Linked DNA regions of Homo sapiens: region 2 is linked to region 1. A link is a contact called in ENCODE Hi-C or POLR2A ChIA-PET data. All regions are on one chromosome and are shown on one strand. The core of a region is the stretch at or near the end of the contact, and the rest is flanking DNA. Distances in the headings are between cores, read along the strand shown. Region 1 overlaps LOC124901288 (a long non-coding RNA gene). Region 2 holds the start of BTN2A2 (butyrophilin subfamily 2 member A2).

Region 1 (7,544 bases), core at 1,828-4,327:
AGCACTTTTCTAGACCCAGGGGATACTACAGTTAACAAACCAATTAAAACAAATTCCTCTGTTCGATGTTACTCTGCCTGGATATGATCCTAGGGACAATCGTAGCCATCTTGTGAGCATGAAGGGAGCTAAGCTGATGCATTGCATTAACCTTGCAAAATGTAAAGATGGAAAAAACCTGGGTCCTTAATGAGGATATATTGGAATTGTCCTCTGTGTTGGTCAGGATTAAAATGCAAACACTCAAACACACTTTAGATTGTTTAAACAGGAAAACATTTTTTACAAGAAATGTTGTAACATTTCTATGTTGAGCATTCAGATTGACTTCCAGTGCCACACTGCAGAATTGAACCACCGAGGGATCTGCTGACTCTTCTAAAATCACTACAGTGTCACTACCACAGCACTACAGCATCACTGCCACAACCAAGAAAACCACCACCATCAGAAAGCTCCTGCCTGCTGCCAGCTCCAGAACCATGCAGCACCTGCATCAACACCAGTAAAACAGATGACTTATGGCCTGCCTCTCAAGTCTTAAAAATCCATTATGGGTCACTGGAGACTCTGCTAACAACACTATACAGGAGAACCAAACAACAGTTAAAACTGCAGAAATGTAGCCTCATTTCTAGCCTCCAAATTCCATGTGACTACATCTAATTTGCTAGATATAGTTTGTTTAAGCTACATTTTTTTTTCCAAATCATGACTGCCTGAGAACCTGAGAGATGTAGTGTTTTGTTTTCCTGCCTCTACAGTACAGAAAAGATCACTAGGAGGAGAGAGAATGACTGTGGCATGCCACCTTACTAGAGCCTCTCCATGTCCTACCTGAGAACTTCTTGTTAATTGAGAAAACTCTTCTTTATTGTTTAAGCCAATAAATCAATCTGACACTCCAGGGTGTGGAATCAGTTCATGCCAGAATTTAGGCCTTCTAAGCCCAACCCTGTTCTCCCACACCTACCACCCCTCACTAACTTTGGTTTTCACACCTCTCCCTTCTCTCATGTGTGGTAGTCACAATATTCAACTAAAGAGCTCAGAGATGAGACTTTCCAGAGAAGAGGGTATCACAGCCAAGTTAAATCTATAGAGGTCTTTCTTAACAGATAACTGAAACAGAATTTCTGAGATCTGGTGAACTCAGCAAGAAACATAGGACTGACTTAGTTTCTTTCTCCATGGGTGAAGATAGGAAGACAAGTTTCTCAGAGAGTGAAGAGGGATGCTTTAAGAAAGAAACTAAGACCTTCTCCGTCTGCTGAACTATCCTTGACAATACCCTTATTTTGGGTTCCTTCTTAGTTACTCTTCCAAAGAAAATGACTTCCCCATTTCCATCCCCAAGTAACTAAAATGTCTACATTTCCTATAGAAACAATGGCATATTTCAGCAACTACCATATGCTGATCACTGTTTAGGAATGCAAAAAATATATCATTCTTGTAGAAGATGTTTATTTTCAGTCTTTAAATGAAATCTCTCTTAATAGCAGGCTCAATTCAAAATCATCTTCTAGTTTTTAAAAATTCGTAGATACGTGGACTTTTGGAACATGTTTTCTAAAAGGACCCCAACCACCTTTTTATGGATTCAGTTTTGTGTCCCCCAAAATTCATATGTTGAAATCCTAATCCTAGTACCTCAGAATGTAACCTTATTTGGATATAGCTTTGGGAGGACCTGAGGCAGAGCTGTAGGGTGTAGGGGAAGCTGTGGATGCTTCCTGGTTCCTCTGGGTGTGAATGTGGCTGACGGGTTCAGAGGCTGAGGATACCTCGCCAGGATGCTGAGGAAAGAAGCCAGGATTTTAGTGGTTCTGCACTCAGAAACCAGGGCACAAGAACGCAGAGGCAGATGCCCTAGTGGACAGACGACCAGGGAGGGCCAGCGGTTCTTCTCCATGCGTGGACACAGGAGCGGTCTTCTCTTCATGTCCAAACTGAGATACCATCTGAGGAAAAGGAGAGGCCCAAAATTAATTAATAAAGCCCTGAATTGACTAGGACGAAGACCATTATTGACTCAGGAGTAGCCTGGTTTGACTAAGATGAAGGATATGCCATTAAGCGGGAAGGGGCAGAGGATGGAAATAAAGCTCAGTTTGCATTCATATAAACGTACAGGCGCGCACCATCATGCCCGGCTAATTTTTGTGTTTTTATTGGTCAGGCTGATCTCGAACTCCTGAGCTCGCGATCAGCCCGCCTCGGCCTCCCAAAGTGTTGGGATTACAGGCGTGAGCCACCACGCCTGGCAACGCCTCTAGGAGCAAAACGTGCATTTCAGCTTTTGAGGTTCCCTGCTGTGCACAGCCCTCAGCTTGCCATCTATAGGCCGCTCCATTGACAGGGGTTGAGAGGGTGAGACTTTCTCAGGCCCACGGCACAGGCAGTGATGCATATCCGCCATGAGGGGGCGGCGAAGCCTAGAGAAAGAGAGAGACACCTGAGACGAGTTCGAAGAGGCGGGAGGAGGGAAAAAGCTGGGGCGGGAGGAAAGGGGACGGGCAGGGAGGGATGGAGAGGAAGAGAGAGAAGGAGGGATGGAGAGGAAGAGAGAGAAGGAGGGAGGGAGAGGAAGAGATGATAGAGTGAGGGAACGAGGAGGAGACGAGGAGGACTTGTGGGAGGAAAGAGAGAGCAGAGAAAAGGTGAGGAGTGGGAGGAGGGAGAGGAGAGAGGGAGGAACGGGAAGGAGGAGAAGAGTGGAGTACGAGGGAAAGAAGGAGGAATGAGAGGTGAAAGGAGCAGGGGAGGAGGGAAAGCAAGTTACTGAAGGGGAAAAACAGTTCTCTGGACAGCAGTTAGCGACAGTTGTAGAGTACTTTACATTTTACAGTGTGTCACAGATACTGGCTCATGTTTCCCTCACAGTAACAACCCAATTAAGCGGTAAGCAGTAATTGCTGTCCACGTATTATTTTCAACCTGAAATGTTATTTTTAACAAAACATACTTTATATATGACAAAATAAAGAGAAACATTGGGGCAAGTGTACAGACTAATGAACATTTACTACGTTTTAGTTTAGTGGTTTTTTGTTTTGTTTTGGTTTGGTTTTGACACAGAGTTTCACTCCTGTCACCCAGGCTGAAGTGCAATGGTGCTGTCTTGGCTCACTGTAACCTCTGCCTCCCCAGTTCAAGCGATTCTCGTGCCTCAGCCTCCTAAGTAGCTGGGATTGCAAGCATGCGTCACCATGCCTGGCTAATTTTTTATATTTTTAGTAAAGACAGGGTTTCACCATGTTGGCCAAGTTGGTCTTGAACTCCTGGCCTCAAGTGATCCAGCCACCTCGGTCCCTCAAAGTGCTGGGATTACAGGCATGAGCCACCAAGCCCGGCCTTGTTTTTTGAGACAGAGTCTCAAAAACCAAGGCTCTGTTGCCCAGGCTGGAATGCGGTGACACAATCACAGCTCACTGCAGCTCCAACCTCCCGGGCTCAAGTGGTTCCTCCCACCTCAGCCTCTATAGTAGCTGGGACTACAGGCATGAGCCACCATGTGTGAGCTACATTTCATGGTCTCTTTAAATCCATTTCTATGTTAATTCTCAGATCTCTGAATAGCATGTCACCAAAAAGCATGCTGTCTGAGCATGTCAGAGCTCAGACACAGAGGCAAAGGGACAGAGCAGCACACAAAACTTAACAGAAGTGCGTTCTCAAGGAGTCGGCTTGCTAATGGTACAGAGAGAAAATAAGTAACACGTAATGTCAGATGATGACTTAAATGTTATGGAGAAAAATTAAGCATAGGCATGGAAGTAGGATAAAGAGGGGCAGGGGACAGGGAAGTGGTTAGGGAGGGTTTTAAGCAGCCTTCTCATCTGTCAAATGGGGACAATAGCCCCTACCTGCAGGCAACACACCCTCTTTCCACCAATCATCCTTGGACTCCTCTCAGGGAGTCAGCCGGGACAGTACCCAGGGTAAGTCATCTTACCTCTCCCCTCCAGCAGGTCTCCAATAGGGAAGGAGGGATGGTTACTGTACATGTGCCCTTCACAATTTCAGATCCTTATAACTGGAAGGCTCATTCTAAATGACTAGAAAGAGATCCTGAGGGGGTCTTATTTCCAGCCCCTCCAAACAAATTTCAGATCAGAATACCATGCTAGTCTTCAACTTCTTAGCAGAAAGGGAAGTTATAAGGTCTCCCAGGGAAAAGCACAGATTTATCAGCAGCAGGTTACCTATTTGGGGTCCCTCCTAGAAGGAGAACAACGTTTGTTCCAAGACAGATGGGAGGTAATATGCCAACTATAAGCACCAGGGACCCAGAAGCAACTCTGAGAGTTCCTGGGAATGGCCTGGTTCTGCCACCTCTGGATTCCTAATTTTGGCCTCATTGCCCACCCCTCATATAAACAATCAAAAGGAAAGGACATGGGCCCTTTTAAATGGATGGTAGAATGCAACCAAGCAGTCCAAGTGGTTAAGACCCAGCTTATGAGAGCCCCAGCATCAGCCCTATCAGCTGTAAGCAAACCCTTCCATCCTTATATCCATGAGAAGAGAAGGAATATCCCTAGGGGTATTAAACACTAGCCTCTCTGCCTCGAGTCTACTTTTCTAAGCAACTGGACCTGGTTGCTAAAGGCAAGCCATCTTGCCTCTGGTCAGTGGCAGCTACAGCCCTCCTCCTGAAGGAGACAGAGAAGCTAACCTTTGGACAGCCCTTAACCATCTGGACTCCTCACCATACCCAAACTCTCATAAAAGAAAGGGAGGCAGAATGGCAATCCCCGGGCAGGACCCTCTAGTTACAGGTAATGCTTATTGATAACTCCCATATAATTTTAAAGGTGTGTAATAATTAGAACCCTACCACCCTCTTTCCATCTAAGGATGGGCATTTATTCCACAACTGTCTAGAAGTGATGGAAGAAGTATACTCCAGTAGACTAGCCCATTGAAGATGCAGAAGCCAGCCGGGCGCGGTGGCTCATACCTGTAATCCCAGCACTTTGGGAGGCTGAGGCAGGCGGATCACAAGGTCAGGAGTTCAAGACCAGCCTGGACAATATGGTGAAACCCGATCTCTACTAAAAATACAAAAAAATTCGCTGGGTGTGGTGGTGGGCACCTGTAGTCCCAGCCACTTGGGAGGCTGAGGCAGGAGAATTGCTTGAACCCGAGAGGTGGAGGTTGCAGTGAGCCAAGATCATGCCACTGCGCTCCAGCCTGGGTGACAGAGCGAGACTCCGTCTAAAAAAAAAAAAAAAAAGAAAAGAAAAAAGAAAATGCAGAAGCCGAATGGTTGACTGAAGAGAGTAGCTGTATGCAAGGAGGACAAAGGAGGACAAGTTATGCTATCTCCTATCTCACTAAAGTTATAGAGGCCCATGCCCTCGCTATGGGATGCTCTTCACAAAGCAGAACTTATTGCACTAACCCGGCTGCTGGAGTTGGGGGAAGGAAAAATTATCAGCGTATACACAGATTCCAAGTATGCCTACTGTATGCTACACACATGGAGCTGTTTGGAAGGAAAGGGGCATGTTAACATCTGATAACAAGCAGGTCAGAATGGTGCTGTCATTTTTAAAGCTATTGGACTTTAAATAAGAGAACCAGCCCATAAGAGAACAAGCCAGGTGGCGATTGTTCACTGCAGGGGCCACCAAAAGCAGAAGCACAAATACAATTATTAATGATTGTTTTTCAGGGCATGTCCTCAAATGTTGACCCCAGGATGCATGGGACCCTGAAATAGAACTGGGGTCCATAGGGTTACATGCCTCCCACTTCCATGCCTGGTTACAAGGGCTTACCACTGCAACATCTGTTCTTTCTCCCCTTCCTTCCTTCCTTCCTTCCTTTCTTTTCTTCCGTTTCTCCTCTCTCTCTTTTTCTTTCCTAAGATAGAGATGGAGTCTTACTATGTTGCCCAGGCTGGTCTTTAACTGCTGAGCTCAAGTGATCCTCCTGCCTCGGCCTCCCAAAGTGCTGAGATTACAGGCATGAGCCACCACCCGCAACCTGCAGTGTCTTTAAAAGGAACTGGAAACCTTCGGTCATGTGGCATAACCCTCTTTATTACTATCTCTCGTTGTTAGAAGGGAGTTTGCATCAATACATCTCATCTAGGGTCCTCAGGGAAAGTATTTAACCTTAGGGTATTCCTTTCCACTGCTTTAAATATCACAGGATCCAAGGCTGTGGAGAAAGGAGCCTATATGATCCAGACCAACTCCACTTTGGGCCCTTAGCTACCTCTAATCTAATTATTAGTAGAAGTGGTATAGGGCACTCCCTATAGCATTTTCTGGTGTCTAGGGATAGGTGACCTAAAGAAGTCCATTAAAAACATCTCAATCCTTATTCAACAACCACAGAAAGCTACAGTCAATACTCTGGATGCTCAACAGACAGCCTTGAACTCCCTACTTCAGTGCTGCAAAACCGAACGACCCTAGATGTACTCACAGCAGAGGCAGGGGCACATGTACCATGTTAAGAGAGGAATATTGCTTCTATATAAATACCTCAGGCCAAGTTGAAGAAAACTTAGAAATCTGTTATCAAAATATAGCTATACTGGACAAGACAAAGGGAGACCCCTCTTCACCCATCCTAGGCAGGATAGCTAATGATTAATTAGGGTGGTTGGGACCATGACTAAGCCCCATTGTCTCAGTAATTGTTCACAGCAGTAACCCTTTTAATTTTTGGTCCCTGACTTCTGAACTCTGTCACCAAGTTTGTTGCAAAAAGCCTAAAAGCCATAAACATTCAAATGTTGGGCTACTCAGGGGTACCAACAGCTAAGCCTATAGCCAGGAGAGAATCAAACCTATCTGAAAATGACCAGGAAGAGTTTCACTCCTTTAACAGGATGCTTGCCTATGCCCAAACTCAGCATAAAGAAGCTACAGAAAATAGACTTTGCCCTTCAGCACCCCTCAAGAATGAGGCGTGAACATTTAAAAAGGGAATTTGTTGCCCTTGCAATGCCTACATGACTTAGCTGGACCCCTATTCTGCTTTTGTTGCCCAATGCAAGGCATATGTGATATACGAAGTAAATTCCTACTCAGCTTAACTCTGCTTAATTTTGGGAAACAGGATGTCTGTGATCATAGATTTCTTCTTAGGCAGCTTATTCATCCCCTGAAAAACCTCTAGCTTCATTCTAATCCAGTTTCCATGCTAAATGACATTCGCACTTGCACCATGACAGTTGACAATCACCATGATAATGACTGGAAGAGACTGAAAAAGGACAAAAAAGAGGAGGCTCCTTGATTCCAAGAAAATCTTCGTCCCTTCTCAAGAAAAAGCAGGAATATTCCTTCCCTTGCTCTTAATGCCCACCCCTTTACTAAGTAAGATACCGTACATCTGTGACTTCCCAGTTCTCAGGGGCTGGAAAGTTATTTGCAAGCTATACTCCCACTTCTCCAACTCCACGGTCATTAGATAAAGCCTACACTGCTTGACACTTGGTTTTGTGTATTGGTTTCTGGACACCACACAGAAAAGAGCCCCTTTAGGAGTAACTGGGACCCCCAGTAACAATATAGCAG
Region 2 (7,544 bases), core at 1,646-4,145, 41 kb after region 1:
TTGAGACAAGGTAAATGTACTAGTTAATATTGCGGCAGTTGTAAAATTTGGAAGCTTACATAAGCATTATAATATGCTCATTGATTCTGTGAGTCAGGAAACTAAAATTTGAACAGGACAAAGTAGAAATGGATTTTCTGTGTGCCAAGATGCCTGTGGATCCCCTCGGAGTACTCCATAGCTGGAGATGACACACCCATATTACTTTCAAAGATTGGAGTTTATTGCACAGCAACAGTGAATCATTGCTCACTCCGGGTCCCGGTTCTTCCAGGATTGGCAGGTACACCATGTCCATAAAGAATCTTTCTGAAGTGACCCTTCCTGTCTCTTTTTCCATCCCAGGACACAGTATGATTGGGTTAGATCATTACTATCTAACCTGGCACACCCCAGTAGAACCTGGTTTCTTGCTAAGCTACCCCATGGCCAAATGATCCTCTTCCTTCTCAGAACACACATGTTTCCCTCCTGCTCAGATGAACTTTGGCAGAGGTTGAGGCCTGGCTTAGCTGGATGCTTCTTGCACAAGCTGCTTCAAAGCCCTGGGTCTTATTTCTTCAAATAAAAATATAAAGTCAGGTCTCATCCTGGGTGGCCATGCTCTTAGACACTTGCATCCTTCTCTTCTGTCCTTTCCCAACAGCTGCCCAGTCCTGGTTGGAATATTCTAATACTGACATAATTACCCTCATTAGCCACTCAACCCAGGATCCAATTTTAATTATAATCCAGAAATATCAGGTGATGAGTGAGGCTTCTGTATGAGAATGGGACAGTTCAAGTGTCAATTCAATAGTAAAAACACTTCTTAGGCCTTTCTTTATCTTATTCTCATCAAAGAGCTTTCTCTGCAGAAGGGACCTACTGGTTCATCCTTCCTGGTCCTTGATCTTCTGATCTAGAGTGGCTTAATAGTGCTGCCACCTCTCTCTCGAACTCTGGTGCCGAATGATTCCAGGAACTGGGCCATCCTGTGGTGGGAATGACCTTACCCTGAGCATGTCACTCATGCATTGAACAACAGCTGAGAGCAGAGCTTAGAGTTGGGCCTTGTAAGGAGAGAAGAATCACATCCTGCAGAAGTCTGTCCTGAGGAACAGGTACTCCAGTCACAGCAAAGACACAGTTGATACCTGGATAACAATAATAGAAGACAGGACATGGGAACAGCAAAAGATATGGGTGTTAGAAGAGGCCGAGAGCACTTCAGGCAGGAGCATTCAGAGTTGTTCTTGGAGGAAGTAGGCACGAAGGCTGGGCAGGATTTCAAGGGGCAAAGATGGAGCAAGCAATTCAAGTGAAAGGCATGGCATGGGAAAGGGAGCGCTGGCCACAGGGAGTGCAACGTTGTGATGCAAGGCCACTGTGGAGCCATTGCTAGTGTATTAACTGCAAAGTTTTGAATTGAATCAGAAGGGAATTGGAGGCCTCTAGACTAAGCATTTATTTGTGTATATTTTATTATTTATTTATTTATTTTGAGGCAGGGTCTCACTTTGTCACCCAGGCTGGAGTGCAGTGGCATGATCTCAGCTCACCCTAACCTCCACCTCCCAGGTTCAAGCCATTCTCCTGCCTCAGCCTCCTGAGTAGCTGGGATTACAGGCATGTGCCACCACACCCAGCTAATTTTTTTTTTTTTTTTTTTTTTGGTAGAGACGGGGTTTCATCATGTTGGCCATGCTGGTCTTGAACTCCTGACTTCAAGTGATCTGCCTGCCTCCTCCTCCCAAAGTGTTGGGATTACAGGTGTGAGCCACTGCACCAGTTCCAGACTAAGTATTTAGACATTTGAGGGGATTATTGACAACTGGGCCTTGGGAAGATTATTCTGGAAGATATCTATACAATGACAAGATTGGATTCTGTGGGGGAGGGATTATGTTCATGGGGAGGAGGTTATGTGTGCTGGTGTGTGTGTGTGGTCCTTGGACTTAACCCCACCACCTACTGGCAGAAGGTCAAGGTCAACTGAAAGTCTTTGCTCACTTCCATCTTCTGCCTCCACCAGAATACCACCTCCCCGTGGGAAAGGGTTTTTAATCCTCACTCAGTATTCTCAGCACGTCTTATCCAATAGCTTTGGAGTGAACAACAAGACCTTCATAACAGCCACTGCAACTGCTGTCACCTTTCCTTTGCTACCCCTCCCACTCCAGCCATGCCTGCTTCCCCCAAGGCCTCCCGCGCACCAGGCCCAACCTTCAAAGCCAGCAACATGAACAAGAGTCCTCTGGCTTTGGAAAGACGGCGGCTTATGTTTTCCTCCTCATGTTTCCTCCCCAGCAAAATCACTCTACATAGAGAGCCCTCTCCTCGTCTACACCAGCAAAGCCACTGACACCTTGGGGATCTCAAGGCTTTGTAAAAGAACGGAAGGAAAGAAAGAAAGAGAGAGAGAGAGAAGGAAAGAAAGAAAGAAAGAAAGAAAGAAAGAAAGAAAGAAAGAAAGAAAGAAAGAAAGAAAGAAAGAGAAAGAAAGAAAGGAAGGAGAAGAGAAGGAAGAGAAAGAGAGAAAGGAAGAGAGAGGAAGGAAGGAAGGAAGAAAAAAGAAAGAAAGCGAGAAAGAAAGAAAGAATAAAGTGAGAGAGAGACATATGAAAGAAAGAAAGAAAGAAAAAGAGAATGAGAAAGGAAAGAAGGAAGCAAGGAAGGAAGGAAGAAAGGAAGGAAGAAAGGAAAATAAAGGAAAAAAGTCTTGCTTCCAAAGACAGAAAAAGGAAATAGAAATACCTAATAATCCCAAAAGGTTATTTGCTGCTTGAGATTTTTGGGGGGTTTTTGTGTGTGTATTCTACCTAGTAACAGCTGAGAAATAAGGCTCGAGACACCATTGGTTGGTTCAGCCTCACTCGGCCAATCCTGGGCTCTAAACTGCTCAGTGGAAATCTTGGGACTTTTTGGACACCCAGAGAACAGGTCCCAGATACCGAGTCCGCAACTCCAAACATCGCGATTAATAGGAGGTGAACACAGCTTTTCTCTTCTCTTTGGGATGCTTTGTTGTCTGGTGGTGACTGTGCCCATGGGTGAGTTGTATCGGAAAATCGTCATGTGAGGATCAGAGGGGAAAAGAAAACAGAGGTTAGTTCTAGAAGGTAGGAAAGGGAGAGGAGGCGCTACAGCTCCGGGGTGGGGGCGGTAGCTGGGGGCGGTAGGTGCGGGGAGCGGGATCTGCTCTGGAGAGGAGAGGGGGACCTGGGAGACAGGAAGCCTACTGGTGGGGAGGCGCAGCCTCGCCTGGCTTTACCTCGAGTGTCCCGACCTGGGTCTCGGGGAGGGGGAAGTGGAGGGACGAGGGTGTGAAAGAATCCAGGGACAACTGAAGAAACCGGACTGTGGCCCGAGAAGTGGGAAGAGGAAGGAGGAAAACGGCCCCCTTGATCTCTGCATTGATGGCTTACTTATGGAATGTTTACGGAATCCCTCTTTCGGAGATACCTGAGCCTTGAGATGCAAGCGACTCCCAGAAGTTGGGGCACCGATGAGACCTACTTGAGTGACAGGAGAGGTTGGGCCCGACCAGCACTGAGGTGCCAAGACTCCTAGGCTGATTCTCCTCCTCTGTAACCCTAGGCCTCTGGTCTCTGCCTGCCCTGGGTGCTCATGGAACCAGCTGCTGCTCTGCACTTCTCCCTGCCAGCCTCCCTCCTCCTCCTCCTGCTCCTCCTCCTTCTCAGCCTGTGTGCACTGGTCTCAGGTAGGGATGTGTGTCACTTGCTGCTGTCACCTCTCAGAAAGGAACATCAACCCTGTAGTCTGCAAAGGGAAAGAAGGAAGAACTGTGGGGTTGTTGACTTATCCTTTCATTCTGAACATGTTCACTGAATTTATACCAGCACTGTCCAAAAGAAACACAGTGAAGCACAAAGGTCAAGTGCATATACAAGTGCAAATCTTCAAAAAGATTTTTTTAACTTTTTATTTATTTGTTTATTTATTTAAGAGAGAGTATATTGCTCTGTTGCCAGGCCGGAATGAAGCAGATGGAGAATGAGATCATAACTCACTGTAACCTGAAACTCCTGGGCTCAAGGGATCCTCCCATCTCAGCCTCCCAAGTAGCTGAGAGTACAAGCAAGGGCCACCACACTCGACTAAGTTTTATTTTTTGTAGAGACAGGGTCTCACTATTTTGCCCAGGCTGGTCTCAAACTCCTAGCTGTTAAGGATCCTCCCACTTTGGCCTCCCAAATATCTGCAATTACAGGCGCAAGACCCTGTGCCTATTCTACTTTTTATTTTAAAAGGTAAAAACATACTTGAAATAAATTTTAATAATGTATTTTGTTTCATATAAATAATCACATATCAATATTTAAATGCTTAGTTAATAGAACTATTACCAATGAGATATTTGACATTTTGAAATTTTAAATCTTTATAATCTGTGTGTGTTTTACACTTAGAGTTCATTTTTATTGGAACTGTTAAATAGCTAGTGGATAGATACCCTAATGGACAGTTCAAGTTTACACTACACTCAGGCACAGTGCTAGATTGCAAAATGGAGGAAAATCTCAGGGGCACAGGGTGCCCAGGGCGGGCTCCCCAATGTTTCCTTCGTGAAGCAGGAGCAGCCTCAATAGTTACTGCTCCCAGGGGTTGGTGCTGCCGACCAGCCACAGCTACTGGTCCCCAGAAGGGTTCTCAGCCCAAGAACCCCTGTAGCCTTGGAATATCTGCTTCCTTTCATCCCTGGAGTTTTTTTTGTTTGTTTGTTTTTGTTTTTTGTTTTTTGTTTTGCCTTAGAGTTGTGATAACTGGCATCCTTGTCTGATTCTGCCCTTGTTGAACAGCCCAGTTTACTGTCGTGGGGCCAGCTAATCCCATCCTGGCCATGGTGGGAGAAAACACTACATTACGCTGCCATCTGTCACCCGAGAAAAATGCTGAGGACATGGAGGTGCGGTGGTTCCGGTCTCAGTTCTCCCCCGCAGTGTTTGTGTATAAGGGTGGGAGAGAGAGAACAGAGGAGCAGATGGAGGAGTACCGGGGAAGAATCACCTTTGTGAGCAAAGACATCAACAGGGGCAGCGTGGCCCTGGTCATACATAACGTCACAGCCCAGGAGAATGGGATCTACCGCTGTTACTTCCAAGAAGGCAGGTCCTACGATGAGGCCATCCTACGCCTCGTGGTGGCAGGTGCATCACTTCATTTTGCTTTATTACTTTTGCACAGTGTGACTTTTGGGGAAAGTTTCTCCCTTAACCTCAGGCCCATTGCAGACCAACGGATTTCTATCTGGCGTCCCCTTTCCACAGAGAAAGTGGCTTCCTCTTGCACAAAGGCCACATGAGTGGGTTTGCCCTGCTAAGCTATAGGTTTCACTTCTTTTTTTTTTTTTTTCAAGACAGAGTCTTGCTATGTTGCCCAGGCTGGAGTGCAGTGGTGCGATCTTGGCTCACTGCAACCTCTGCCTCCTGGGTTCAAGCTATTCTCCTGCCTCAGCCTCCTGAGTAGCTGAGATTACAGGCATACACCACCATGCCCGGCTAATTTTTGCATTTTTTTAGTAGAGACGGGGTTTCACCATGTTGGCAGGCTGGTCTCAAACTCCTGACCTTGTGATCCACCTGCCTCAGTCTCCCAAAGTGCTAGGATTACAGGCGTGCGCCACCACGCCCAGCCTGGGCTTCACTTCTTCAGAAGCACACGCATTCCTCAGCTGAGGCCATGAGCAGGGGAAAATAGTTAATCCCGGAAAAGAAAGTCTTATGCCTGCCTTGGCACTGAACTGTGCACGTCTGAGAGTGAAAGGAGACACTGTCAAAAATTGTCCCGGGGCAATCAGAATCAATAAGAACTGCCCAGAGAACTATGACATGAAATCTTATTTTTCGATAAATATTAATCTTGACATTTTCTTCTTTCCTGAAATACTGATTGCAGAGAGAGTGACTTTTATATAAATAGATGATTTTTATTAAAGCACAACTAAATACAGAAACAAAGTTATCTATAATTCCTGCTAACTCCACAGAGAAAGACTAAGAATTTAGCTGGGAAGAAATTGGCAAGGCTTCAGCATAGAAATGCACTTAAACTGGGATTTCTAATAGTTTGTTAAAAGTGACACTAAGTGATTACCTCAGTGTTGCAGTTAGTGTATTTTGCTTTAAAAGGTATATTTCAGGACTGAAAAAAGCCTTTAAGTTGCAGAATAATTCGTGGTGACATTTCAGTCCATCAGACCAGTGGAGGCAAGGACTAGGAAATTGGGTTCTTCCCAGGGGGCCCCAAATCATAACAGGTAGGAGACCCTATCTTTGCTACTCACAAAGGCAACCTTACATCTGATTAAAACAGAATATCGTGGATGGAGGGCTTCTTGACCCATTGTCATGACTGTGTTCACAGCAGCACTGCAATGTTGCCCAGTAATGAATGGTTGTATGTGGCAGGGACCCACTACTCTTTCTCTGTAAAACCAACCCTGTCCTGGCCTTCCCTAGTCTGAATTGGGTTGCTGTAGGACTTTTTGTTTGCTTGCTTATTGTACTCTGTTTGTTGGATTGGTTGGTGGCTGATTTTTCCCTTAAATCTATTGTGTCATGCTTACCCGTATTGAACCCATGGAATGTTTTGTAGGACTTTGTTTTCCAATTTGCTGAGGTATTTTAATTTCTTTTCTAATTCAGGATTTCTGTGTGAGCCTTCAAATGCACAACTAGCTTTTTTCTCCTGACAAAAATTAAACAGAGCAGAAAGCACTAGGCTTAAGTGATTGCTTTAATTTTCTTTCTTTAACATAATTTGTTGGGAGACTTTACAAAGGAATTATTCAGGAGAAGTTTGGATGATCACGCATGGCTGAAGGGTCTCCCAGGACCATGCTTTTGCAGCTCTCTCACTCTGGGTATTCTCTTTCATTGAAGGTTCTAGTAAAGATAGAATATATTTAGGATGAGCCTGAATTATTAGGATTTTTGGTGATGATCTCTGACATTGAGGAGGCAATATGGTTATCTTAAGGATCCCAGGGGCATCCAGATATTTCTAATACATTGATGTTCTTAAAGGACTGTAAGAAAATTCTCTATTGGATGGAACCTCTGGGAGGTAAACAACTGTGAATTAGAATAAGAATTGGCTTTGCCAGCTAGTTCTGTCTATTCTCCTAAAAACCATCACCTCCTATGGAGGTAGATAGCCATGGTGATGTGAGGCCCTGAACTAGACAGAAGTGTCAGTGACTTTGGTTCAAAAAGTTTCTTAAGATTTAGCCAAGGCTGAGCATAGTGGCCCATGCCTGTAATCCCAGCACTTTGGGAGGTCAAGACAGGTGAATTGCCTTAGCTCAGGAGTTTGAGACCAGCCTGGGCAACATGGCAAAACCCCATCTCTACAAAAAAAAAAAAAAAAGAAAGAAAGGAAAAAAAGCTTCTGCCAACCTGATAGGTTTCTGTCATTAGTGTATTATTTTAGAGCTTCAGGAAATTGAGGTCTGCAGAGAAGTCATCCCAGGAGCAGAAAGTGAAATTCTCAACCTGCCTGTTGAGAATTTGGACACACCCTCCTGGAAGTGAGAAAATTAG

Evidence for each region. Hi-C counts contacts between places; a loop is a spot of excess contacts on that map. ChIA-PET counts read pairs that join two places held with the same protein, here RNA polymerase II (POLR2A). Pooled maps may share reads with other maps.
Region 2: a map of naive thymus-derived CD4-positive, alpha-beta T cell shows a loop between it and region 1 (4-fold over the local background). The contact joins the promoter of BTN2A2 here to the enhancer-like site in region 1. A Hi-C loop is called at or near these places in 4 of 168 maps with a recorded cell type or tissue (CD4-positive, alpha-beta T cell, HepG2 and naive thymus-derived CD4-positive, alpha-beta T cell), 12 of 37 single-sample maps with no recorded cell type and 13 of 50 pooled maps. POLR2A ChIA-PET finds 5 or more read pairs at or near these places in 13 of 52 experiments (B cell, H1, HEK293 and 9 more).

Annotation. Positions count from the first base shown.
Region 1 is chr6:26,339,379-26,346,922 of GRCh38, forward strand. It overlaps LOC124901288 (a long non-coding RNA gene), which reads left to right. Exons shown (of 2, transcript XR_007059522.1): 2 at 316-907. Among named protein-coding and RNA genes, the nearest start is that of TRW-CCA3-2, 12 kb to the left of the region's middle. RefSeq lists an enhancer at 3,132-3,271. Within about 2 kb of position 3,078, at least 2 of the 41 ENCODE cell types and tissues checked have a DNase peak (open chromatin) inside an H3K27ac peak, as active enhancers do; they include OCI-LY7, where a contact is called at or near this core.
Region 2 is chr6:26,380,213-26,387,756 of GRCh38, forward strand. It overlaps BTN2A2 (butyrophilin subfamily 2 member A2), which reads left to right and starts at 2,896. Exons shown (of 8, transcript NM_006995.5): 1 at 2,896-2,969; 2 at 3,580-3,703; 3 at 4,803-5,150. The coding sequence starts at 3,610. RefSeq lists a silencer at 2,745-2,834.